3 separate regions of the Homo sapiens genome follow, and regions 1 and 3 are each linked to region 2. A link is a loop called in an ENCODE intact Hi-C map of the cell type or tissue named here. Cell type or tissue: PC-3. All regions are shown on one strand.

What was found. Hi-C counts contacts between places; a loop is a spot of excess contacts. Peaks named below come from ENCODE experiments on the same cell type or tissue, not always from the same donor. Only the 100,000 strongest peaks of a DNase experiment are listed, where the experiment ranks them.
Region 1: a loop joins it to region 2, with 12 times the contacts of the local background. A loop is called at or near these places in 51 of 110 quality-filtered maps.
Region 3: it touches region 2 in a loop (3-fold over the local background); 2 of 110 quality-filtered maps call a loop at or near these places.

The regions. Positions count from the first base shown.
Region 1 is chr5:112,689,834-112,694,833 of GRCh38, reverse strand. No RefSeq gene overlaps it. Among named protein-coding and RNA genes, the nearest start is that of APC, 46 kb to the left of the region's middle. RefSeq lists a silencer at 2,868-3,162. In PC-3, a CTCF peak has its summit at 2,984 (motif pointing left); no DNase peak of the experiment used is centred here.
Region 2 is chr5:112,755,864-112,760,863 of GRCh38, reverse strand. All of the region lies in intron 2 of APC (APC regulator of Wnt signaling pathway), which reads right to left. Among named protein-coding and RNA genes, the nearest start is that of APC, 20 kb to the right of the region's middle. In PC-3, a CTCF peak has its summit at 3,083 (motif pointing right); no DNase peak of the experiment used is centred here; H3K27ac peaks cover 417 bases.
Region 3 is chr5:112,647,549-112,652,548 of GRCh38, reverse strand. No RefSeq gene overlaps it. Among named protein-coding and RNA genes, the nearest start is that of LINC02200, 22 kb to the right of the region's middle. In PC-3, no CTCF peak of the experiment used is centred here; a DNase peak (open chromatin) is centred at 2,498; H3K27ac peaks cover 2,875 bases.

The DNA of each region.
Region 1 (5,000 bases), 66 kb after region 2:
TACGATTGTTTGTTACCCATTCACTGGTTGAAAAATATTTGGGTGTTTTCAGTTTGGGGTGATTATTAATAAATCCATTATAAATATTTGTGTACAGTTTTTTGAGTGGGTATATGTCTTCATTTCTCTTGAGTAAATACCTTGGAATGGGATTTTTGGGTCATACGGTAAGTGTATATTTAACTTTATAAGAAACTGCCAATCACATATCTTAAATGATGAGCATCTTTTCATGTACTTATTTGCCATCTATGTATTTAATTTGTTGAAGTGTCTGTTCAAATTTTTGCCTATTTCTAAATGGGATTTTAAAAACCTACTGAGTTGAGAGAGCTCTTTATGTATTTTGGAAATATGTCTTTTAATGAATATGTATTTTATAAATATTTTCTCACAGTCTGTAGCTTATATTTTTAACAGTGTCTTTTCAAGAGTAGAAGTTTTAAGTTTTAATGAAGTCCAGGTTATCAGCTTTTATTTCTTTTGTGGATCATGTTATAGGTGTTGTATCTAATGAATCTTTGCCTAACCCAAGGTCACAAAATTTTTCTCCTGTGACTTTTTCTAGACATGTTACATGTTGTACATTTAGGTTAATGATCTATTTTTACCTTAATTTTTGTGTGTGGTACAAGATAAGGGCTAAGGTTCTCTCTTTTTTAGTATATAGATGTCCAATTGTTCCATAATCATTTGTGATTATCATTTAAGAATCTTCTTTCTCCATTGAGTTGATTTTGCACCTTTGTTGAAAGCCAATTAACCGTATGTATGTATATGGGTTGTGTTCGAATTTTTAAAAGAGACTTCAATGCTAGGGGCTACCAACTACTTTTCTAGGGAGGAAAGCTAGTATCTCAGAGAGCCAGACACTGTTCTCACCAGTTCTGAGAGATGAGTAAATTCCTAAAGCAGGAAGCTTTGAGGGAGGCTCAAGCATAGGCTTGCTTTACCTTGAACTGAAAGAGACAGGTTATTGTCTGACTACTAGCTACCAGGCTCATGGTAGTCCTCATGTGCCTGAACACTAGGCAATCCTGAATATGAGGAGACCTTCCTTTTTTTTTTTTTTCCAAAAAAGCGACTAAAAAATGATAGGCCAACTTGGAAACAATACACACTTCTAAGGATATAGTCAAAACAGTCAAATGTCTGTTTCTAAAAACTTTGTTATAATTAACTATTATTTATTAAAATCCCATATCATATAAAATGACATGTGCATTTAAGAATGTTCTAGAGTTTTTCTGTCTCACATATTATGACCTAGTTTTACTTAAGTTCCTTGCATGTATCTTCAGCATTATAATCTTTGCCAACACTAGAACCACGCTGGTGTCATCTTACCCCGGTTTTTTCCAAGCACATCAGCTTTGTTTCATTCGATCTGTTATTTGAAATACAGCACTTTTTGAATCCCAGCAAGAAGCTGTCTTCAGCAATTTTATCATAAGCTACAAGTACCTATTTACATAACATTATGGGAGTTGGCATTTTTATTCATTTTGAACCCATGCTTTTATGATTTCTACCTCATAATTATTTATAGTGTTTTTTTAAAACAAATATATTTAGAAATTGTATTGTGCCTCTTCCAGTCCCCCCATCAAGGAGGATGAGATAAGAGAAAAGAGGAAAGGAAGGCACTAAAACCCCTAAAACCCAAAGCACAGGGATGGTGCCAAAGAAAAATGGGAAGGCCGGATTGATAAAAGGGTTGGGTCAACTCCCAGGTATGCCTTGTGGGTCAAGAGAGTGGGCAGTGGGAGTTGGGTGAAGCACTATTGGCAGCAGGGTGATGGTAGTCTGGGGTCCTAGACACCAGGGACCCGGGGTTTCCTCCTTGTCTAATGAGGCAGAACTGGATTCAGGATTAAGGGGCTAACCAATATTCCCCATCAGTAGAATAGAACTCATATTTTGAGGGCTCACTGGTGAGTCCTGGGCTTTATTTCTGCCCTCTGACTTGAAGACCTTCCAACATCCTTATAAAGTGCAAAGCAGTGAGTGAGTAGCTCTTCATTTATGTCTCCATGGATGGCAACTTAGTGCCTATCTCTATGTTCCTGAAGAGGGCTGGGCAGTTTCTTTTTTTTTTTGTGTGTGTGTGTGTGTGTGTGTGTGGTCTAAGTTTCACTCTGCCTTCTTAGGTGCTTTTCACTTCCTTTTGGAAAATATCTTTTGTTAGTAAAGCTGAGCTCACATGAGTCTCCTAAGTCTCTTCTGCCCTATTTCAAAGTGTGTGTGTGTGTGTGTGTTTATCTTCAGGGGGCTTAGGAGCAGGTGTAGCTGTGTATGTTTGCATTTTGGCATTGGTGTTAGTTCGGAGTTCAATCAGAAGACAGACACCACATAGTAATTTGAACATCAGAAATTGAAATAGAGAACTATTAACTTTAACAAAAGATTAGAGTAAGAGGAGATTAGCTAGTCAAAGGTAAAAATAACTTTAAGGCCGAAAGCAACCTAATGGAGAGCAGCTACAACTCAGGGCTGAGCTAGAGCATCCAAGGAAGAGACTCCTCCATCCTGGGCTGAGATCCAGATCCAGACCTCATTGGTAGAGGGTGCAACCATGGCTCACTGGATGGAGAAGAGGTTTGCTGAGGTCCTCTGCTGGTGGGACTACCTGGGAATCCACCCTCTAGATTACCAGGGGAAGCTCCCCATGGGGAGGTGCCATGCCTTGGATCTCATTGCAAAGCTCTGTGAGAGGATTTTTGGGGAGACATTTCTGGGGAAGTGCTGAGCTTAGGGTACTCCATTGCAAAGCAGCCTGAGAAGGTGATAGGGAACGATGCCCCTGGGGAGGTAGCACTTACTGCTGGCTGCTGGACACTGCTATCCCCTGTGCACTGGAGGAGCTGATGCTGTGTAAGCCAGTGGGTACTGTAGGAGCTTGCTGAGAGGTGCACACCAGAAAAGGACAAGAAATCCCTTCTTCCTCCAGTGACCTTCTAGCACCCTCTACCGACGAACATCATGCTAACTAGCAGAAGAGAAATACTGAGTCTAACTCCATTATTGCAGAGCAGGCAGTGAAGGGTGAGTTCAGAATGGACAGGTAATAAATTGATAATTGGCACAGCATCTCATGCCTGAAATGTTTAGGCTTCCTTCTCATTCTCATCTGAAGTCAATCTGCCTGGAGATGGGGACTTTTTAAGCTCCAAGCCCCATTGTGGGGTACACACTGCAGGAGACCCCTGCTCCAAGACACAGGGGAGCTGTGTCATGGGACTGGGGACAACAAAGAAAATCCTCCTGCTAAAACCAGGAGAGCAGCAGCAGCATCACTAGATGTTGCCCAGGCTTTGGGTGGAAGTTGGATTCTGGTGTGGACTCTGTTGCCATCTGCAGACCAAAGTCTTCTGTGTCTGGTTAGAGGTAGGCAACCACTCTAGTTCTCCTTGTATGTAACGAACTTGGTCAGTCAGATGGAGGTTGATGATTTCACTTTGGAACTACACATGTAGTAGTCTGCTGCCTGTCCTTATCTTTGCCATAATAATCTCTTTCAGGCATGTCTCATGATGCCGAACACTACAAACATGACAGTGGTAGTGAACCAGTGTAAAGCAGACTGTCAGCACAGGGGGTGGGGATTAGGAGGCAGGAAGTGGAGAAGGGGGAAGCTCCAGGTGTTCTGTGCCTCTGGCCATGGAAACCAAAGATACTTCCAGGTCTCCATAGAATTTCAAGTTGACTCAGGCTGGCTGCCTCAGGACACTGCTCTCAAGAAACACAGCTCCTGGTGACACTTGAGGGTCTTCCAGACAATGTAGCCAATTCATTCACTGTTGAGGAAAAAGTATCTTTCTGGCCTCAATGTGCCCTACCATCCCCCTACAACCACCCCATTTCCAAAGCGTCCTGGCCTAGTTCCCAGTCACAACTTTCTTTCAGGAGCACCTCCCACTTGCTTGGGAATGATGGCTTAGAGGTGATAAAATTATCAGTGATCAAAGAGATTCTATTGCTGCCTTTTTGTTCATTGAAAATAAGCTGAGGCCAGTAAGAGCGAAGCATTGCATGAGTCATCAGATGCTGATGAAAATGACAGAATTTGAAGCTCCAAAGTAATCTATAATCTCAATCAAGAAAATACTAAATTTTGCCAGGAATAATGCCAAAATTTAGATTTTTTGCTGTTATTAAGAAAAAGAGTAGTATTTTAAAATAAAAGACTTGATTGCACCTAGATCTTTGCTTTCTGTGTAAGATTGCACTAAAACCTATCTGCTGTCTGTATTTGAAGTAGTTACAACCTTTCCGCAGCCTCGCTGTAGGAGATAGATACCCCTAGATGAACTTGGAAAGCCTAGAGCAGGGGGAACATTTGACTCTCTTCTCTGGAACCCTGGGAGGAAATCACCCGACAGCGTGCTCCTTGCCAAACTGAGTAGAAATGGAAGGTTAAGTAGAGAGAAGGCTGGACACAGTGCCCACAGCCTGAACATGGCGGAAGCACACTGAGCTTTCCAATAGGTCCAGCAATAGGCATGACAGGGGCCATCTCACCTTGGAGCATGGTGACCTATAGCCCAGGCTCTAGGGTGGGAAGCCGAAAAGATCAATGTGAGGTTGAGTCTCCAAGCTTCATTTGAGCCAGAAGGGGCTGAATGGGGGTGGCCATAGTGGGCCTTTATCACATTTAGACAACAGGCTACAAGTTACCAGCTGTAAAACCTTCAGCTGCAGCAAGGACACAAGCATCTGGGGCACAGCCAGACGAACCCCTGTACACAGATATATCCTGAGGGGAAAGAGAAGACGAGAATCCTTGAGAGTGGATTGCAGCTCATGTATTGAATTTGAGCTCCAACTTACTGAGCTTAAATCTTTAATTTGACTGAATATTTACTCCAAGAGACTAACCTTGAAACTGCAATGACACAGTTACCTTGAGAGTGACAAGGCTGAGTTTACCTCTGTCGTTGAAAATGGAAACTTTAAAGTTAAATTGAATTCCACTATGGAGAAGTAAACTAAAATACATT
Region 2 (5,000 bases):
CACTCCAGACTGGGCGACAGAGCGAGACTCTGTCTTGAAAAAAAAAAAAAATGGATTGAGACCTAGTTGCAATTTTAAGTTCACAACTAACTGGTTTGGTTTTCCCAGTTCCTTGAGTGTGTCTCTCTATATTCAGATAGAAAATATGAAAGTTCTCCATCTCCTCAGCAGTTAACTTCTTACCCTATACAGTATCAAAATCTGACATTTATCTTGAATGGAAAACCAGTCATGTTTGATATACTAGGTAGGTCTCCCTCTAATAGGTCTTTCCTAAACATTGCAGGAATATGGGATATTTCACTTTGCCTTTCCAGTTCAGCCTTATTCTCTGGTAGCACTTAACTCTCTAGCCTTAAATGTTGTTTCTCTTGGAGGTTGTAAACTCAGGTCTTTAATCTCCTGCTCTACAAAATTTAAAATCTGGCAAATGACTTGAGGAGACCTGTGGTATGAAAGTAACATGTCTCTCCCTCTAGCAGGACTTCGCCTGCTAACATTCTGCGTTTCTAGTCTATCCCAAGTCTCCTGCACTACAAGACTCGGCCAATATCTCATGGTAAAAATGAGCCATGCATTTAGAGCTCCTCTAAATGCTAGTATCTCTACATCTGCCCTCATGTTTGTCAAGGCTGCCAACGATTTCATTTTCTTTCATACCTAGTCCTGCAGAAAGTCCTCAAGAGTTTCTTTCTCCCAGTGAAGTCCTCCTGCTTGTGCCAATGATGAATCTCAATCTGTACCCAGAATCAATATACCCCAGGAAGAAAATTACCAGTAATCTCAGCTTATCTAGAAAGGGTTCTTTCTTCCTAAGAATTATAGTTAATAAAGAGCTTGATGATTCCACAGTCCTCCAGTGTCCTTAAAAGTATGATTTTTGTATTTTATCCAGTGTTTTCTAGTTTTTGAGTGGGACAGATTTCTTGGGGGCTGCATACTGCATACAACCTAGAAGAGGCCCTTGATTTTGAAGAGTTTTTAAAAGAAAATGGAATACAATTGCAAAGCAGTTCCAAAAAAAAATGTTTCAAAAAGTTCTTTGAGAAGTGGCAGCTTTTAAATACATATGTAATTTTGAAGGAGAGAATATTCATTTGTATTTTAAAATTCTGGAAGCTCAGTTTTAAAAGATTAATTACACTATATAATCACACATTGTCTTAGAAGTATTTTAACATTTTAGAAACATTAGAAAATTATTCATTAGGCTGGGCACGGTGGCTCACGCCTGTAATCCCAGCACTTTGGAGGCCGAGGCAGGAGGATCACAAGGTCAAGAAATTGAGAACATCCTGGCTAACATGGCGAAACCCCATCTCTACTAAAAATACAAAAATTAGCTGGGCGTGGTGGTGCACGCCTGTAGTCCCAGCTACTCGGGAGGCTGAGGCAGGAGATTAGCTTGAACCCGGGAGGCGGAGGTTGCAGACAGCCAAGATCATGTCACTGCACTCCAGCCTGGTGACAGAGCAAGACTCGGTCTCAAAAAAAAAAAAAAAAAAAAGAAAGAAAGAAAGAAAGAAAATTATTCATTAGAAATGAAATCTGCTGTGGTTATACCAGTGATATTTATCTATGAGCAACTTTGTCATTTCAGGGAGGCTGCTACTTGACCCACTTTTATTTATTTCAGTATATCATAATTAAAGATGCTTTTCATTACCAGATATAAGTACACTTGATAATTACATCTTCAAAATACATTCTGAAATGTTGATCTCGGTTTTTCCTTACTTTCTGAAAAGATATACTTTACATGTATATTGTTTTACAGTTTATAGACCAATTTATAAATATTAAATTTTGTCAAACTACAACAAAGATGTAAATGCTTCAATAACTTGCCTATAGATAATTCTTCCTACACCATGCCATCTTTCAGCTTTTTATCTCTAAAATGCCATATTTACCTTGTTGCTATACTCAGTATTTTAAAGTCAATTAAAGAGCTCTAGGTAGGCTGGGTGCGGTGACTCATGCCTGTAATTCCAGTACTTTGAGAGGCCGAGGCGGGTGGATCACCTGAGGTCAGGAGTTTGAGACCAGCCTGGCAAACATGGCAAAACTCCGTCTCTACTAAAATACAAAAATTAGCCGGGCGTGGCGGTAGGGACCTGTAATCCCAGCTACTCTGGGAGCCCAGGAGGTGGAGGCTGCAGTGAGCCAAAATTGTGCCACTGCACTCCAGCCTGGGCGACAAGAACGAAACTCCATCTAAAAAAAAGTTGTGGGGAGGGGGCCAGGCGTGGTGGCTCATGCCTGTAATCCCAGCACTTTGGGAGGCCGAGGCGGTGGATCACGAGGTCAGGAGTTCGAGACCAGCCTAGCCAACATAGTGAAACCCCGTCTGTACTAAAAATATAAAAATTAGCCGGGCGTGGTGGTGCACACCCGTAGTCCCAGCTACTTGGGAAGCTGAGGCAGGAGAACCGCTTGAACCCGGGAGGCGGAGGCTGCAGCAAGCCGAGATTGCCCCACTGCACACCAGAGCCCAGGCGACAGTGTGAGACTTCGTCTCAAAACAAAAAACAAAAAACAAAAAACAAACAAACAAAAAAAACAAGTTGGGGGGAGGGCTCTAGCCATGGAGTAAAAAATACACTACACAACTTTTTTTAAGATTAGCTATAATTCTGCATTTATCTGATTTCATATCATCTAAATTCCATGTAATCTCTATTTTATTTTCATTACAAAAAATTTCAAACATATACCTAAGTATGCAGAAAATTATAACAAAGCCCCATGTACCTTCATATCCCACATCAATAATTATCAATTCATGGTCAGTTTTATCTCATCTACACCCATATCCACTTCCTCTATTTCCACCCCTCTGCCTCAGACTTATTTTTAAAATAAAGCTCAGGCATCATACAACTTCTTTGTAAATATTTCAATATGTATATTTAAACAAGGATTCTTTCTAAACACAAACACAATAATATCATTATACTTAAAAATAAATATTTCCTTAATATACAGTGTTCACATTTCCCTAACCCATAAACACTTATTTCCCTGGCTGCTACAAAGACACATATAATCAAATAGCAAAGCAGTGTCCTCTTTTGCCACTAGATGGTACTACTACATAAATTTTAGACTTTAAGTAATCCGGTTGGAGGAGACCTACTTTTTGCTGTTTTTTGTTTTGTTTTTGTTTTTGTTTTTCAGACAGACCAGGTCTGGCTCTTTTGCCCAGGCTGGAGTACAATCTTCCCACCTCAGCCTTCCAAGTAGCTGGGACCACAGATATACGCCACACCTGGCTAATTTTTGTATTTTTTTGCAGAAACAGAGTCTTGCCATGTTGCCCAGGCTGGTCTCAAATTCCTGAGCTCAAACAATCTTTCTGCTTGGCCTCCGAAAGTGCTAGGATTATAGGTATGAGCCACGGTGCCCAGCCTCCTTTTGCCTTTTTTGGGGGTAAAGAGATTAATGAACAGGAAACGTGATTCGAGTTTATATAAGGTATTACAAAGTCTAGCAAGTGATTTTGGGAGAAATAACCATTGTGTGGATTAATTTTAATCCACAGTAGGAAGTGCCAATGGTTTCAAAAGTGTCTACACAAAACAATATTCTAAGACAAAATAAATAGCTCATGGTTTATGCTCTTTCACAGCATAAAACCTTAAAAAGAGATATAATTTCATTACAGGGCTGTAATTGTTATGGTACCACATGTCCAATTCTAAGGAAATATGTTAATGGATTCACAAGATGTCTGTTGAAGCACATGCTGAGTAAAATAAAATTTATGGTTGGTTTCAGGTATATCTGAAGTGCCACTATTCCTGATGTATATAGGTTGAGCATTCTAAATCCGAAAATTTGAAGTCTGAAATGCTCCAAAGTCTTGAGCTTTCTGAGCACCAACATGACACTCAAACGAAATGCTCAATGGAGCATTTCAGATTTTGGATTTTCGAATTAGGAATGCTCAAGAAGTATAATACAAGTATTTAAAAATCTGAAAAAATATAAAATCCAAAACACTTCTGGCCTGAAGCAATTTTGGGTAAGGGATACTCAACTTGTATTATACCACACATATAAATGATCAACTAGATATTCCACTGTAGAAATTTGAGGGTGTGACTTCTATTGTCACTCTGAGAGACATTCCACTTCAGTGTGGAGATGGATCTAAGGGTAAGTTACATTGTCTCTCAAATATGAGTTTTGAATTGCTTAAGGAATTAAACAAACTTTAAAAAAGAGATCTCAGAGTTCTACACTACAAAACAGACATGTACTATCTAAACAGGCCTGCCAGGAGGAGTTCTCTGCGAAATATACCATACTAAAGTAGATGAAAGAATATTTTAATTCTGTATTTTAAAACTTTTAAAAACACATGCCAAGTATAATGATTTGAAATGTAATGTGTTGATCAATGTTAAAATACCAAACTACTCTTTTTTAACCTGTTAGGCAACTAATGCAAGTCTTTTTAGGTCACCCATAGTTTGTGGAAAGAATAAAATGTTTGTTTATAGTCTACCTTATTTCCCAAGGGATTTGAAGTAGGTATATTGGATGTCTGTCATTGCTGGGGACAGTTTTACCACAGAAGAGGCTAATTAGAGTAGAAAAGATTGATAGAGGGATGGAAAAAGAGAATAGGACACATGAGCAAAGGTTGAGCTGTGATGATACTGAATATAAAGGGTAAAAGAGAAGCAGAAACAGTTACCTCAGTGACACACAAAAGTCTGGAGAATAAGGGAAACCTTGAAATGCATAGGAAAAAAACTAGGATAGAATAGGAAATTAGTAAGGAATAAGAGTAGTGAACAGACAGGAAGAACTGGACCAGGAACTCAAATGTTAAAATAGCCAAGAGGGAGAAACAACACAAAGCAGGAAGATTTTTTTTTTTATAAAGGAAGTAATTTTTTTTTTTTTTTGAGAATGGGGTCTTGCTATATTGCCCAGGCAGGTCTCGAGCTCCTTGGCTCAAGCTATCCTCCTGCCTCTGCCTCACTAAG
Region 3 (5,000 bases), 110 kb after region 2:
AATTTACAATTTTAAAAGATGAGATATATATCATGAGTAGCCTTTGCTTCCTTTCATAAACCACTATGGCTCTATTATTTTATCCAAATCCTTTTTGAAGTTATGTATTTTACCCTTTTAACTTATGAGTTCAAGAGCATTGTAAATTGCCAATCATGATGAAGTAGTGATGTCTTTGATTTATTAAAGACAAATATCTAAGTTTGTCATTTTAGAGAATTGTTCTTCTTTAGTCAAACATTGACTATTAGTTATGATTCTCATAAAACTTGCAAATGAATATAAAACATCTAAGTGCTATTCTCCTTTAATTTTTTGTCTCTGTGGTAAGTAGTAAAATGATTTATAGCAAAGCCACTAATGTCCATTTAGCAGATGTTTGCTGGGTGTGGCTACACCAGAGGCTGGCTGTCCTGGTTAAGAGCATGTGACCTGGAGGCCGGGCGCGGTGGCTCACGCCTGTAATCCCAGCACTTTGGGAGGCCGAGGCGGGCGGATTACGAGGTCAGGAGATCGAGACCAAGGTGAAACCCCGTCTCTACTAAAAATACAAAAAGTTAGCCGGGCGTAGTGGCGGGCGCCTGTAGTCCCAGCTACTCGGGAGGCTGAGGCAGGAGAATGGCGTGAACCCGGGAGGCGGAGCTTGCAGTGAGCCGAGATCGCGCCACTGCACTCCAGCCTGGACGACAGAGCGAGACTCCGTCTCAAAAAAAAAAAAAAAAAAAAGAGCATGTGACCTGGAGTCAGTGTGAGCTGGGTTTGTGTCCTTACTTATCACTTCTTACGTCACTTTTATTTTTGCATGGAGGTGTTGAGAAATGGGTGTGTGGGGGCAGGAGGAGAGAAGCAAGGGGGCAAATGGAAGGGAGGTAGCAAAAGAGAGGATGGAGGTGGGGGAGAAGCGGGTGGGAGGGACCAAGAGGATGAAGTAAGGAAGCAGGTGGCAGGAGAAAGAGGAAAGCAAGAGAGGATGGGAAGGTGGTGAGAAGTGAGGGATGGGACCAGGGGAAGAGTGAGAAGCGAGGCCAGGAGAGAAAAGTGAGGGGGCAGGTCCTTTGTCATCTGAAACCAATTTTTCACCATTCTGAGCCTTTTTTTTCTGACCTGCAAAATACGGATGATAATAGCACCTACCTCATAAGATTAATCATATGACTGTTATGAGGATTATGTAATACAATCTACAAAATCCAAAGTGGAGGAAACACTACAAGATGACTGTTTCAGTTTCTTCGATAAATAAATTGAAAAGAAAATAAAGATGTTTCGCTCTGGAGGAGGGGAAGAGAGAAAGAGGACGGCGGAGAGAGCGAACCTGAGCACATAGTACATTTAACACTACATTAATTTAAAGTTTTAGCTATTTATGATATGTGCTGTCCAAATTAAACTATACAACAGTTTACCGAAATCGAATAAATGTTCATGACATTCTACTAAGTGTGATTCTAGGTCGTCCTGTCATTCAATGAATGTTACGTTGTCCCTGCCAGGCCATTTGGGGTTACAGTGAAAGATAATGACAAACCTCACTCTTGGTCCTGGCTTTGATGAGTATTAGATGTGACATCTTGAACAAATAATTGCTCCAGTTCTACATTTACTCAGCTATAAAATTTGGATGAACATAATACCTGCCTCACCAGGCTGTTGTGAAGATTGATTACACCATTAGGTGTAATGCTTAGCACCATACCTAACACTCAAAAAGTATTCAATAAATAAATACTGCTTCCTATTATTGTTATCACAATAATCAACATTTCCCCTGCCCTCAATAAGCTTATTATCTGACAGGGGAGATAAGACACATCTGACATGTCCGCAGAGAACTATAGCTCAAGGCCCAAGGTGAGGAATGGTGCAAGCTACATACAGGTGTTGTGGGAACACAGGAGAGAGTGGAGGGGTTTGAACAGAGGGGACCAAAGTCAGGAGGTTCGTGTCCAGACCAGCGATATTTTTTAAAGAGCCACTCCTCTGACTGTAGGAGCTGCAATCTCTGGTTTTGAGTTCTCTCTTCAGAGAACTGCAGGGTAAACTGCTGTGAATGCAGACTGGAGATCCCCTGAGATGCCACCATCCTTGCGCTTAGTGTGTCTTCCTGCCCAATGCATTCAAGTTACTGCCATGCAGCAGGCTGCTGATGGAAGCCTGGGAGGAGAAGGGCACTCTGGCTGAGCTGAAGGGGACAGATAAATAAAGCTCACCTAAACATTGAGAGAGCACAAGCATTAGGGTAAAGGGGGATCAAGAATTCCTCTGGGAGGAGTTCAGGGACCTCACTGAGAGGAGGAACTTGAAGCTGCATAGGAAGTTTTCTAAGGTACCTGATTCTCTTTGCCTTCCTGTCTACGGTGCTCAGGGCACCAGGGCCAAGAGGTAGTGATGTGAGTAGGAGGAGCCCTGGATTTGATTCAAAGGATCGATGTGAGTCCTGACTTCACTACTTACAGAGCGGCCTTGGGCAAGTTGCATAACCGCACTTGACTGCAATTTCCTCAACCATAAAACAGGTTTAATAATACCTGCCCTGAGTATCTCGTGGGAGTATTGTGAGGATTGAGTGAGTCAATGTATATGAAACATGAGTTATTATAGCCAGTGACTTCGGTGTCTTTGTCCTTGACTTTGGATATGCTTTGAGTGTCTTAAAATGAATTAATCACTCAAGTAAGTGTTTCTGCGACTAGCCTTGACCAGGACAGATAAATAGGAAACCTGTTTCTTTAAAGGTCATTTACATTTAGGTATGCTTCAAACATTTTCTTCATTTATTTCTCCCCTCAGGGAAATCCCTGTTCTTTGCATGATGGAATACTTACTCATCTTTTTATAATTCAACATAAATACTGTAATCACTTTAAAGTCACTGGTAGGAAAAGCAGGTTTCTTCAAGACTCCACCATTTGCTATAAAAGGTAAAAGATGACCTTGTCTGAAATATAGGATGTAATTATTTCAGATTCTGAAAAAAACCGTTCTTGGAATAAACCATGCCTTTCCTTCGCATGTTTCTTTTTAAGAAAACTGCAAGCTCTAGCAAGAAAGATACCACAGAAATAGAAATGCCAATCTCTAAGATCCCAAGACACTTTCAAAATAATAAATAATTAATTTTTTTCAAGGATCCTTAATATGATTAATCTTATTTTAGAGATGAGGCAAGGGAAGCCAACAGAAGTTAAGAGACCTGCCCAAGGTTATAAGCAGCCAAGCCTGGAATGGAAGCTGGTTTGGAGCTCAGCACTTCTTCTAATGAAAGGGTCTCAGTTTAGTACAATTATTGAGTATGAACAATGTCATATGCACTGTGGGAGACATCATCTAAGAGCCCATAATCTACTAGGGACCACCCCCCCAAAAAAAGTATAAAGCAAACAGCAGTGAATACTATAATTAGATGTCAAGATGTCATAAAAGAAGAGGAGGGGAAGAGATTAATTATGACTCAGGCAGAAGGGAAGTCTGGATATATTTTTACAGAGGAGATGGGATTTGAGCTGAGGCTTTGGGAATGGGTTGGACATGTATAAGAGAACATGGGAAGGGGGACCAAAGGGATGTCATCCTGGGTAGTGTTCTGGTTTGCATCAATACCTAGGGATTGGAAAGCAAAGGAAACACTCTTACTAAACAGCAAGTAGAACTGGGTTGTTCACAGAATAAAGATCAGATTGCCAAGGATTTTAAATTCTAAACTGAAGACGTTGGATTTTGTTAGCTGTGATAAGCCGTTACTGGCTTCTAGGTAGGGAAGACATAAGATAACTGTTCTAATACAAAATACCAATACAATACAAAAAGACACATCCCCTGCTTCCAAAGTAACCCGTGCTTATGAATATGCCAAGAAGTGTTAGGAGTAGTAGGAGTAGGATGCTTTGGAGGCACAGACTAGGGGTATCCAAATCAGGGAAGACTTCTTGGAGGAGGTTTTTACTGTAGCTAAGATGGAAAATGAATAGAGATTGGTTAGATGAATAAGGCACAGAAGTGCATTCTAGGTAATGACACTTGAAAGGTAAGAACTAACATGAGAGGTACAGGGAACAAGCAGCTCCATGTGACGGGTCACAGCTGTGTGTAGTGGTGGGTGGAGGACAAAGGATAGGAGATGAAGCCAGAAAGGCCAGTGAGCCTAGAGCATGAGAAGTTGTATGTGCTAGTTAAGAGAATAAACTTCAACCTGAGAGCTTGTAAAGGGTTTCTAAGTAGAAGAGGGACTCTGTTAGACAGGTTAAGTTCTGTTAAAATAGTTCTATTTCTAGTAAGAGCTTGACCTAGGTCAGTGGCAGGCCATGAGACTAGAAAAAAACTCTAATTTGGATGGAGAGTTCAGACTAACGCAGAGTGGAATTAAAAATCAAGACAAAGTCAGCGTGGCCAGGCTTGGTGGCTCACGCCTGTAATCCCAGCCCTTCGGGAGGCCGAGGCAGGTGGATTGCCTAAAGTCAGGAGTTCGAGACCAGCCCAGCCAACATGGTGAAACCCTGTCTCTACTAAAAATACAAAGTTGTGGTGGCAGGCACTTGCAATCCCAGCTACTTGGGAGGCTGAGGCAGGAGAATCGCTTGAACCCGGGAGGCGGAGGCTGCAGTGAGCTGAGACTGTGCCACTGCACTTCAGCCTGGGCGACAGAATGAGACTCCATCTCCAAAGAAAAAAAAGCCAGTGGCTAAACTATGGGTTTGTACCAAGGGCTCTGGGATTTTAAGAGAGAAAAACATGAAGCCTGGAGCATGATGCCAGGCAGGGTTCCCTGAATGGGGTATGGCTTGCATGAGGAGGGCATTCTGGGTAAGCACTACAAGGCAGGAGGGGAGAGGCATTCTAGGCAAACACCACAGGGAGGTGGGGGGAGGCATTCTGGGTAAGCACCACAGGGCAGGAGGGGAGAGGCATTCCACCACAGGGCAGGTGGGAAGAAGAATTCTGGGGAAGCACCACAGAACAGGTGGGGTGAGGCAAGGCCAAATTCCATGGCTGTGAGGAGAAAG